2 separate regions of the Homo sapiens genome follow, and region 2 is linked to region 1. Evidence: chromatin contacts called from ENCODE Hi-C or POLR2A ChIA-PET data. All regions are on one chromosome and are shown on one strand. Each heading gives the region's core, a stretch centred on a gene start or an enhancer-like site at or near the end of the contact. The rest is flanking DNA. Distances are from core to core; before and after follow the strand shown.

Evidence for each region. A loop is a pair of places that touch in the nucleus more often than their neighbours do. ChIA-PET counts read pairs that join two places held with the same protein, here RNA polymerase II (POLR2A). Pooled maps may share reads with other maps.
Region 2: a loop to region 1 is called in a pooled map, with 4 times the contacts of the local background. The contact joins two enhancer-like sites. A Hi-C loop is called at or near these places in 8 of 50 pooled maps. POLR2A ChIA-PET finds 5 or more read pairs at or near these places in 3 of 52 experiments (OCI-LY7, activated CD4-positive, alpha-beta memory T cell and activated naive CD4-positive, alpha-beta T cell).

The regions. Positions count from the first base shown.
Region 1 is chr3:98,037,452-98,043,659 of GRCh38, reverse strand. No RefSeq gene overlaps it. Among named protein-coding and RNA genes, the nearest start is that of GABRR3, 5.2 kb to the right of the region's middle. RefSeq lists an enhancer at 4,021-4,315. Within about 2 kb of position 3,924, at least 4 of the 41 ENCODE cell types and tissues checked have a DNase peak (open chromatin) inside an H3K27ac peak, as active enhancers do.
Region 2 is chr3:98,537,072-98,543,279 of GRCh38, reverse strand. No RefSeq gene overlaps it. Among named protein-coding and RNA genes, the nearest start is that of GPR15, 8.2 kb to the right of the region's middle. Within about 2 kb of position 2,704, at least 3 of the 41 ENCODE cell types and tissues checked have a DNase peak (open chromatin) inside an H3K27ac peak, as active enhancers do.

The DNA of each region.
Region 1 (6,208 bases), core at 2,675-5,174:
ATTTCCCTTAAGGGATACTTTTAGTTAATTTAATAGCTATAGAATCAATGCTAATGACTGGTTTATGTTAATAAATACGTGGGTAAATCTCTGTTTGGGGCTCTCAGCTCTGAAGGCTGTGAGACCCCTGATTTCCCACTTCACACCTCTATATTTCTGTGTGTGTGTCTTTAATTCCTCTAGCGCCGCTGGATTAGGGTCTCCCAGACCGAGCTGGTCTCAGCAGATTTCAGAGAGGGAGGAGATTGGGAAAGCAACCCCATTAAGTTGTTTATGAACTCCTGGCTCACCTTTAATCTTTGTGTGCATGGATCAGATCTTAAACTTTCAGAACTGAATTAAGAGACAAACTATCACCCAGATGCCACAATGGCCACTGGGTGGCCATTCTAATAGGTATGAGGTAATATCTCATTGCAGTTTTAATTTGCATTTTCCTGATGATTATGATGTTGAGCATTGTTTTATATACCTGTTGGCTATTTGTATGGCTTCTTTTGAGAAATATCTTTTCAAATCCTTGGCCCATTTTTTTATTGGGTTATTTGGGTTGGCAGTGGAGTTCCCAATTTGATTGAGGATAATTGACTGCTGACTGGGTTATTTGTTCTGTTGTTACTGAGTTGTGTGAGTTCCCTACATATTTTGGACATTAACCTCCAACTTTATCATATGTATGGTTTGAAAATATTTCCTCCCATTCAGTAGGTTGCCTTTTTACTCTGTTGATTGTTTTCTTCACTGTACAGAGGTTTTTAGTTTGATGCAATCCCACTTGTCCATTTTTGCTTTCATTGCCTTTGCCTTTGGGGTCATATACAAAAATCTTTGCCAAGACCAATGTCAAGATTTTCCCCTATGTTTTCTTCTAAGAGCTTTATGATTTGGGGTCTTATGTTTAAATATGTAATCCATTTTGAGTTTATTTTGTGTAAGATGTGTGATAAAGGTCTAATTTCATTCTGTTGGTGGATATCCAGTTTTTCTAATACTACTCATTGAACAGACCGTTCTTTCCCCATTATGTGTTTGTGTCACCCTGTGGAAGATCAGTTAATCATATGGATCTGTTTCTAGCTCTATGTTCTGTTCCATTGGTATATATGTCTGTTTTATGTCAGTAATATACTGTCTTAATTACTATAGCTTTGTAGTATATTTTGAAATCAGGAAGTGTGATGCCTCCAGCTTTGTTCTTGCTCAGGATAGCTTTGGGGTCTTTGGTAGATTCATATGAATTTTAAAATGCTTTTCTATTTCTGTAAAGAATGCCACTGAGATTTTGATAGGGATTGCACTGAATCTGTAGAATTCTTTGGAAAATATGTGCATTTTCACAATATAAATTCTTCCCATCCAAGGTCAAAGGATGTCTTTTCATTTATCTGTTTCTTCTTTAATTCCATTCATCAGTTCTTTATAATTTTCAGATTTAGTCTTCATTGGTTGTATATATGTGTTTTCATTTTAATTAAGAATACTCATTAGTATTTCTTATATGGCAGGTCTAATGGTGATAAATTCTCTCATTTTTTTTCTCAAGGAAAGATTTTATCTTTCCTTCATTTTTATAGAATAATTTTTCTGGGAATGGTATTTTTGCTAACCAGTATGTTTTTTTTTCTTTCAGTACTACAAATATGTCATCTCACTCTCTCCAGGCCTGCAAGGTTTCTGCTGAGAAATCCACTAGTGGTATCACAGGGTTTTCTTTACATAGGATGAGTTGCTTCCCTTAAAAGTCTCTTTGTCCTTAACTTTTGACAATTTTATTACAATGTATCTCAGTATGTTCTCTTTTAAGTTGAACCTATTTGGAAACATTTGAGATTCTTGAATCTGGATTCACAATTTCCAAATCTTCCCCAAATTAGGAAGGTTTTAGTCATTATTATTTAAATTAGCTTTCTGCTCCCTTTTTCTGTCTGTTTTCCTTAAAATTCCATAATGCATTTATTGGTTTACTTGATGGTATTCCATAAATCCCATAGGCTTTCTTCACCCTTTTTCATTATTTTTTTCTTTTCTTCTCTGACTGGATAATTTTAAATGATCTCTCTTTGAATTTGCAGATTCTTCCGCTTAACTGTGTGCTGTTGAAACCCTCTTTTGCATTTTTCATTCCACTCATTGTATTCTTTAGCTCCAGAACTGCTCTTTGGTTCTTTTTAATGATTTTCATCTCTTTGTTCAACTTCTCATTTTTTTCATATATTATTTTCCTGATTCCACTAAGTTACCAATCTGTTATTTTGTAGCTTGCTGAGCTTGTTTAAAACAATTATTTTTAATTCTTTGTCAGGAAATTTGTAGATCTTCATTTCTTAGGGATTCATTAGTGGATTTTTTTGTATTCCTTTAGTGTTATCATGTTTTCTTGATTTTTCCAGTTCTTTGTAGCCTTGCTTTGATGTGTGTGTATTTGAACAAGGAGTTACCTCTTCCAGACCTTACAGATAGGCTTCAGTTGGGAAAGATCTTCACCACAGATGGGTACAAGGGTGCTGGTCAGATGGGGTGCAGCAGCTTCTACTCTAAGGTGGTGCATTGGTATGAAATTCTAACAGCTGCATCAGCTGAGGTCAGTGTCAGCAAATACTATGGGGGCACTTGATGGCAAAATTTGTGGGTGTCCATGGCAGCAGCAATAGTTTCTTGGGCCCTTCTGTTCTCCATTTCTCCCACAGATGGAGTCTTCTCTGAGAAATATGGGCATATTTCTCAATGGTACCAGGGCCCAGAAAGTAGGTGCATGCATAGCAGTGGCAGCACTGGAGCCCAGGGAGATATATTAATATTAGAGACAAAAAGGTCAGGTGGCAATGGAAATACAAAGGGCAGGAAAATGCAAAAGTAGCTCTGAAGCAAAAAACGAAGAAAGATTTTGAAAGGGAGTAATTAAAGATGACTCAAAATCTCAATCCTGGAAAACAGGGACCTTATTGGTAATCTTAATGAAATTCATAACATTGGAAGATCATACTACATTAATAAAGATGCATGAGATTGATAGCTGATATTAATTTTGTCAATTATGGTATCTTCAATGTATCAAACATTGTGCTAAACATACAGTCTCATAAATTCTGACTTTAACCTTAAAAGATAGGTCCTAGTATTATTCCTCTTAACTATATATAAAGTAACTGACTCAACAAAAAATCTTAGGTCATTTTCAATGTTCAGACAAGTAGTAAATGGAAGAATAGATGTTTGTACCCACAAAAACTGACACCAAATATCCCAATAAAGATTATCGCTATTGTCTCTTCTTAACCACTGTGTTTTATTGCTTCCTCAGGGGTCTCAAAAGTCACCTACATACATGTGCTTAATGAATACAGAAGAGGAAATTGAAGTCCAGGAAGTTTAAGAAACTTTTTAAAAATCATGCAGTAAGTACCATATCCAGTCCCAGAGCCATGTGCCCTAGTGTTTTATTTAGTGCCCTTTAGAAACTTTACTCATAACAGGTACTTCATTCTAATAGAAAGCTTATTTTTCTACAATGTTCACCTCTGTCTCTTACCGTTCCCACAAACAAAATGCTGTTCTTAGGTGTAGGTAAAAAGTGAAATCTTAAAAATAAATTAGTGTTCAATCAGAGAAACCAATAAACCTCATTAGTCAATTATTCGAGGTAAATAATTGCATTTTCCTCAATAACGGGGTGTGTGGGTTTTTTATCTGAATCATTTGGTATTATATCATTAATCTTTTCAGTTCATTCTGCCAGTATTGGTAAGTGAAAATTATTCACTACAAGTGCTGAATAATTTGCATTTACCAATACTACATAAGAAAGTTTTCCTAAGGAGGCAAATTCGAGACAATAGTAATTTGGATGAGAATGTGTATCCTATGCTTCCATCTAGTGGTGGTCTTGCGCTATTACACGATGATGAAGACTGCTTTGCTTTAGTGTCATCCTCTTGCCTGTAAAACAGAGCAAGATTCTTCAGGTGTCCTCACTCGTATCACAGCTGATTCTGTATGCCAGGAAGGATGTGATAAGAGACTGAAACAAGGGTCGTGGGGGGGACGATGGTCTACTGGGTATGAAAAAACGATGATCTACTGGTTATCTGGTAATTCTGGGAACTGGAGAGGAAACAGGATTTCTGAGTGAGAGCAGGGTTTTTTGGAAGGATAGCAAATGCCCCCTACTGGCTGCTCTAGGCATGGCCAGTTATATTTCCAATGCATCAAAGCAAAACAGTTACGCGCAATTTGATGACGGGGACAAACTCAGAGAAATGCGTTGTTAGGTGATTTCCTCATTGTGCAAACATTGTAGAGTATACTTACACAAAACTCTATGGTCTAGCCTACTGCACACCTATGCTATATGATATTACTCCTAGGCCACAAACCTATACAGCACGTTATTATACCAAATACTATAGGCAATTGTAACACAATGGTACGTATTTGTGTATCTAAACATGTATAAACATAGACAAAATAGAAAAGGTTCAGTTAAAATGCAGTATAAAAGATGAATTGTATAGGGCACTTACCATGAATGGAGTTAACAGGACTGAAAGTTGTTCTGGGTGAGTTAGTGAGTTGTTCTGGGTGACTGAGTGTGAAAGCCCAAGACATGACTGTACACTACTGTCAACTGTACACTTAGGCTATACTAAATTTATACAAAATATTTTTCTTTCTTCAATAATAAATTAACCTTAGCTTATTGGAGAACTGCAGTCATATATGTGGTCCATCACTGACCAAAACGTCGTTGTGCAGCACATGACTGTAAATATGAAAACTAAATTAGTTGATCACTTAACCTCTCTAGTCCTAGCTTCCTCTGCATAAAAGAGAGCAGGAGAGACATTAAATGTAGTCTAAATGATTTCCAAAAGTCTTTCCCTATTAAGATTTTATGACTCTACAATTTGCAAATCAAGATATTTTGCCTAGATGACATCCTGCAGACACAGTGGGAAATTTATAGAAGCTTGGAATTTGTTGTTGTTGCTGTTGTCAGATCCAGTCTAAATAAGACCTTAGCTTTTCTTTTGTTTTCTCTTTATAGGCAAAATAATGGCTACATACCCCAAGATTGGCGACACAGCCATCCTTTCCAAATTTTCTCTTTATGTCGCTGCCAAAGAAATAAAAACTGGCTGACTGACATCATCAGAGTGGAAGAAGAGTAAACAGGAGACAATTTATGCAAGGGAGAGCTTAAACTACTACGAAATTCTCCAGTGACCCTGTGATTCATTTTGTTTCCTGGTAGTTACCACTTTCTAGTTCTGACAGATGTGCTTTTCTGCTTTTTTTTTTTTTCTTAAGAAGCTTACTGAGCTTGCAAAGGGAAGCTCTAAAGGAATAAGGTTAAGGAGCTAACTCAGCATCAACAGAGGCAGATGCCTTCTTGTAATTGAACTAAAACCCTTAGACTTTCTGTAAGTCAACTCTCTCTAGTGTAAGCCATTGCCTTATTTTTATTTTTATGCAGACCATTTCCCACTTAAAATTCATCATCAAAAAACAAACTGCTTTTATTTCTTCCTTAATGTTTATAGCGATATAGATAGTCTAGCAAAGATTATTCAGTAAAGAGGTCAGACAGATTCTCATCATGATTCATCCCTGCGATGCAGAAGGAGACACCAGGGCATCCTAACATAATTTAAGTGACAGTGAGGAGGCATATGACTTGACAGATATTTCCGAAAAATAAGTGCCCCAAATAGCTCCACTGAGTCCTGTAAAGAGGACATCTTCTATTCCAGTGCTTCATTCCTTCAGATCAAAGACCACTTCGTGAAGTCTCCTCTTCAATCTTGCTTATTCTTTATCAGCTACCAATATTTCTTTGCGAACGTAAAAGTTTAGCAGTCATCAAAGGTTGTCTCAAGATGATAGGACACAGAATTTTGGTAAGGAGAATGTGCAAAGCACCAATTTGCCTATAAATGAGAATCTCACTGATTTACCTATGAATGAGAACTGGCTGTCATGGAGGAGTACTATTTTGGGAGAATGTAAGTATCGTGGTTTTCTTTTGTTTTGTTTTGTTTTGTTTTGTCTTGTTTTGTTTTAAAATGGGATCTGAGATCAAATAAGTTTGAGAGACACAGAATTCAGCAGAACAAAGCAGGCTTTTTTTTTTTCAACTGAAGCCTTGAACGTGTTAATATTCATTCATTATTTAAGAAATATTTACTAATACCAACTATACTTCAAAGAT
Region 2 (6,208 bases), core at 1,455-3,954, 500 kb before region 1:
TTTGGCAGGGACACTTAAACCACAGCACTTCATCCCTGTTGCCCCAAAATTCATCTTATTCTTATGTGCAAAATACATTCATTCCATCTTGATAGCCCTCAAAGTCTTAACTCATTCTGGCATCAACTCAAAAGTCTCATCTAAATCAGACACTCAACCTACAATTTATCTTGAGGCTAATACTCTCCAGCTGTGAGCCTGTGAAATGAAAACAAGTAATCTACTTCCACGATACAATGGTGAGATCCGACACAATGGTGAGATAGGCATAGAATAGACATTTCCATTCCAAAAGAGAGAAGCAGGAAAGAAGGGGTAACTGGTCCCAAGCAAGTCCAAAACCCTTCAGGGAAAGCAACATTAAGTCTTAAATTTAGAGAATAGTCTCCTTTGGCTCCATGTCCTGCATCCGGGGCACACTGAGGTGGGAGTTGGGCTCCCAAGGCCTCTGACAGCCCTGTCCCTATGACTTTGCTGGGCTCAGTCCATGCTTTAGCTGTCCCAAGCTGGAGTTTCACACTGGTATCCTATAGTTCTGTAATCTTGGGGGTCACTACACTTCCACAGCTCCACCAGGCATTACACTTTGAAACCTAAATGGAGGCAGTCATGCCTCACAGCTCTTGCATTCTTCATGCTTACAGACTAAATACCACACGGGCATTGCCAAAGCTTATGGCGTGTACCTTCTGGAGCAGTGGGGCTGAGCCAAAACAGAGCAACAGCCTTTATAGAAGTTATCTTCTGATCAATTGTTTGACTTCATAATCCCACTCTCAGTCTCTCTCAAAAGTGCATAGTCACATAAGTTACTTATTATCTAATGTGGAATATAGGTTTGGAGTTTGTGGAAAGATTTATAATACCCTGGCAATAGCCGGTGGAACTCCTGACTATCACACAGTGATTAGAAATCACTATTTTTGGTCCAATACTAGGCATATTGGACCTGAATTCAGAAAAGTTTTCCATTTAAATAGAAAATCAATGTTACACCAAGAAAGGGCTGAAGTAAAGGATATTGCATCAGTTATTTCTCTACTCAAGTACAGCTGGAATGATCAAAAAAGTTAAAGGACAGTGGCAAGATTGCTCCTGATGACTGTAATAGACTCCCTGTCCCTCATAGTTACAGCATATCATAAACAAAAGACATTCAAGCAAAAGTATGAATATAAAAATTTAATATTTAACATTTTAAATGTTTTTCATTTTTATTTTAATCAATGGTGAGATTTTTCTAGCATGTTCAGTTTAGTTCAACAATGATGAGTGCTTGATATGGAAGAAGCCAAGCATATGGCTACAAAAAATGAAGATGTGGCTTCTTCTCTTCCCCCATCCCCAGGGTGGAGGGAGCTCTCTTCCTACCTGGTGGACAGACATGGCACCAGATGAGTCACTATGCAGGATGCAATAGTTGCTGTGCTAAGAGACATTATGGGAGAATAAAGGTCCTGCCTGCATGCTGAAATGTTCATCACCATTTTCAAATTTTAAATGCATAGCAGTTCTAAAACTGTTGCTTTTAAGGAATTGGGTACTTGTAAAGGAAACAGCGGGTCATCCTAGAAAGAAACAGATGATTACTAGGGGAGGTCTCAAGGCCAATGTAGGGATTATACTCACAGATCAGAAACACAGTAATTGAAAAACTAGAGGACCTACAACTCAGAAATGATGTTTTATAATAAATTTAGCTACTATTTTTATCTTGGGTACTTCATTGAAAGCCTAAACTAAATTTTAGCTTTTTTTATTACTACAAAATTAATGCATTTTTTTTTGGAAAATACAAGTAATAATAAATATAAAAATCACTTGTAACTTCACAAAGTTAACATTTTGCTGTATAGGGTTCCAGTATTTTTGCATTCATATATGAATAAAATAGTCACAAATAATGTGGTCATCCTATAGATATAGTTTTGTAGTCTGCTTTTTTCACTTAATTTCATTGGATTTATTATTAAGGTCTTTCCACTTCAGTATATGGTACAGTATTTTTAAAGGCTGCATAGTATTCCATTGTAAGAAAGTGCATGAATTTTAATTTACTCAGTCAATTTGGACATTTGGATTGTTTTCACTTTCCTGCTTTTATGAACAATGCTGCAATAAAAATACATGTGCATATGTCTTTTCACCTGGCCGTAATGATTTTTTAGGGCAAAATCTTGGAAGTGGAATTGCTTTTGATATAGGTTTCTAAATTTTTTCTACAAAGCTTAATCAATTTACACTCAATAAGCTTCCCTCACACCCGCAGACCCAATCCTGGTCAACCTTAGTATTTAATGTTTCACTCTTTGTCAGTTTAATAGGTAAAACCATATTTTGTTTTTTTTAATATTATGTATCATGCTAAATATAAATTTACAAACTTTTTGGCAGTATTCTTTTCTATGTTTGAATTATTATAGGAAAGACACATTGATTTGAAATCCTGAGGACTAAGTTATACAGTTCTGAATTGACTTTTACTCAATTCTTTACTGATTTTCCGATTTTTAAGCTATTTCTATTAACATACACAAGTCAGGTCTGAATTGCATAAACATCTTTTTTATTAGAAATAAGGTAGCCATTCTCATCTATCTTCAAGTGCTCTGAATCTGTATTTTTGCTTTAAACATGAAACCACAGGCCAAGTTTCGTTTCTCATTTACCACTTCTCCACCTGAGTTGTCAGTTTTGCTTTTGCTCTAACTCAAGGCCAAATGAAAGGGCATCTCATTAAATCACTGTGCTGGGCAAGGTTCATGTAAAGTTATCTACTTTGCTTTGCATACTTTTTTTTAGTTTGTCATTTGGAAATAAATTTAAACCTAATACTGTTCAAGATGTGTTCTTGTGTTTAAAATAATGAGTCTATACGTTTAAAGTCTTAAAGATTTTTAAGACTCGAGAGTCTTAACATCTATAAAGACAATGATAGCATTTTCATTTGAGGATGCTAATGTGAACACTTTAAGGAAATGTAACAATGTTTAGGAAATAACCATATCAAAATGACAATTACATAAGTGACTTGTATATGGACTAAGTATGGGCTTCTCCTAAACATTGGAAAAGACCAAGGAAAGTTATTTGACTTGTAATTTTCATTGCATATACCGGGCTCTTCTTGGGTGTCACTATTTCATTCTTTGATTAAAAAAAATAAACAACTATGTGGATTCTAAACTCCATGAAAAACAAGTTCTGCTTCTACCTTTTTAACTCCTATAGAGTCGAATAAAGTGATATACATATATCACTATATATATTTATTGTGAACAAATACAAATATATATATATATATATTTGTTCAACCTTTTTTTTTTTTTTGAGATGGAATTTCGCTCTTGTTGCCCAGGCTGGAGTGCGATGGTGTGATCTCAGCTCACTGCAACCTCCACCTCCCGGCTTCAAGCAATTCTCCTGCCTCAGCCTCCCGAGTAGCTGGGATTACAGGCATTTGGCACCATGCCCAGCTAATTTTGTATTTTTAGTAGAGACAGGGGGTTTCTCCTTGTTGGTCAGGCTGATCTGGAACTCGTGGCCTCAGGTGATCCACCTGCCTTGGCCTCCCAAAATGCTGGGATTATAGGCGTGAGCCATCACGCCCCGCCTCAACTTTTTTTTTTTTTTTTTTTACGTAGAGATGGGGTCTCACTATGTTGACCAGGCTGGTCTCAAACTCTTAGCCTCGAGTGATCCTCCCATCTCGGCCTCCCAAAGTACTGGGATTACAGGCCTGAGCCACTATGTCCAGCCATGTTCAACTCTTTAGTAGAAATTTCAATCCATTTATATGCTTTTTGTAATTGCTGATATATTTATGCATACATATGCCATTTTATTTTGTGTTCTTTATTTACTATGCTTTTTCTTTGCTTTATTTTCTCCTTTCTTGTATTCTGTATTTTGTTAGTGGATAAAATAGTTAAATTCATCTCAAGTACTTCAGTCTGAATATTAACAGCAACATTCAACAGATGCTTTTCAGCTGCAACTGTATACAGTATGTTTGTGTGTTTGTGTATGTGTATAAGAGAAAGAAAGAGGCTGGGTGCAGTGGCTCATGCCTGTAATCCCAGAACTTTGGGAGGCCAAGGTGGGCGGATCACTTGAGGTCAGGAGTTTGAGACCAGCCTGGCCAAAATGGTGAAACTCCATATCTGCTAAAAATACCAAAAAAAAAAAAAAAAAAAAAGGAGCCTAGCATAGTGGCGCATGCCTGTAATCCAGCTACTCGGGAGGCTGAGGCAGGAGAATCACTTGAATCCTGGAGGCGGAGGTTGCAGTGAGTCAAGATCGTGCCTCTGCACTCCAACCTGGATGACAGAATGAGTGAGACTCCATCTCAAAAAAAAAAAAAAAAAAAAAAAAAGAGAAAAAAGATATTTTGTGAATGTGTAACTGCAATATGCCTGTTTTAGAATCCACCAGTTACAATAAAAAGATTTAACAATTTTTATGGTTGTCATAGTGTATTGTGTACGATAGACATTTTGCATTCACAGTTTGATGTTTGAGATTTTGACTGAAACTCCACAGTTGTATGACATAAAAAGCAGACATTTAAACCACTGACCTATGAGGTGATGCGGAATGAGTCACTTAACTAGTGAGTCAGGCCAAACACTTAGGATAGATATCTCCTTTCAACTTTTCTTTTTATACATTTTGCAATAGCTCTGAAAACATTACATTTTATTCAATTTGTATGAAGTAGATTATATGCTATATTGGAGTTGGCAAATTTAGGGATTTGTGAAGGTTTTACAATGGATGGTTATGAAATACAAAGGGTCTATATATACTCTGTAAGGAAAAGAGCAGTATTGCTTGCTGAAGACTTTGCCACAGATTTTTTTAAATTAAAAATAAAGTCTCCAGTCATATGTAATTTTTGATGCATAAAATTTTAATTTCTGAATAAACATCACAATAGTAGTTTATATCTCCTGTTTTGTATATAATTAAGAGCAAACAAAAGAGTGCATTTATAGTATACAGGTCACAAATATGCTAGGCAGGAGCACTTTTTTGTTTTATTTTGAGCTAATAGAAACACAGAAATAAAATATTTTAAATCAGAATTGATAGGGCCGGGCGCGGTGGCTCAAGCCTGTAATCCCAGCACTTTGGGAGGCCGAGGCGGGCGGATCACAAGGTCAGGAGATTGAGATCATCCTGGCTAACACGGTGAAACCCCGTCTCTACTAAAAATACGAAAAAAAATTAGCCGGGCGTGGTGGCGGGCTCCTGTAGCCCCAGCTGCTCGGGAGGCTGAGGCAGGAGAATGGCGTGAACCTGGGAGGCGGAGCTTGCAGGGAGCCGAGATCGCGCCACTGCACTCCAGCCTGGGCGACAGAGCAAGACTCCGTCTCAAAAAAAAAAAAAAAAAAAAAAAAGAATTGATAGGACCTAGCAAGTAAAAATGCTAAATTTCCTATCAATGTTGACAAACATGAGATACTCATAGATGATGTTTAACTCTCTCTAACATGGAAGTGTTAGAAAACTAGTTAATTATTACATATATTTAATTAGCAAATAAGAAAAATCACCGAATAATATCAAATTGATGAACATCTTTTACTAGGTTGGCAGATAATTTTAATAATAATGTGAATATTTTATCGTAGATCCTTAAGCATATGCAGCTAACTCAGAAAGTTTCATTGTGATTTGAAAGTACCTTTGGATCTTAGAAATTTGGTGCTTATGTATATAAACCAGAAATTTTTTAGTTTAATAATGTCTGCTCAACTAGCAGAATACTTTCCCCCTACTTTTAGATGAACAATGAACATTTTATGTAAATTTACATTTCACTACCATTTACCTTGTCATAAGAACCTTTATGAATAGTTTGATACTTTGGATATTTAAAGTAGGGTTTTTTTTGTTTTGGATTTTGTTTTTAATGCTGTAGGTTTATCTTAGGATGCAATTTGCACTTGTCATATATGTTTAGGAAATATAGCTCTATTAAGGAAATGACAAAGATAGCAAGAACCAATGAGTGTAACTCGCCCTAGGGTGGATTTTTACATTTGCAATATAAAATCAAGTCAGTGGCACAGTTGTTTTTCCCTGTACACTTATACGTAAAGTCTAGTCGTAATCGTTTACTTCTAAAATTGATAAAAACAAAGAATATTGGCTCAAAAAAAAAAGCTTTAAATAATAACCGGCATTTGCAGGGGAAAATCCA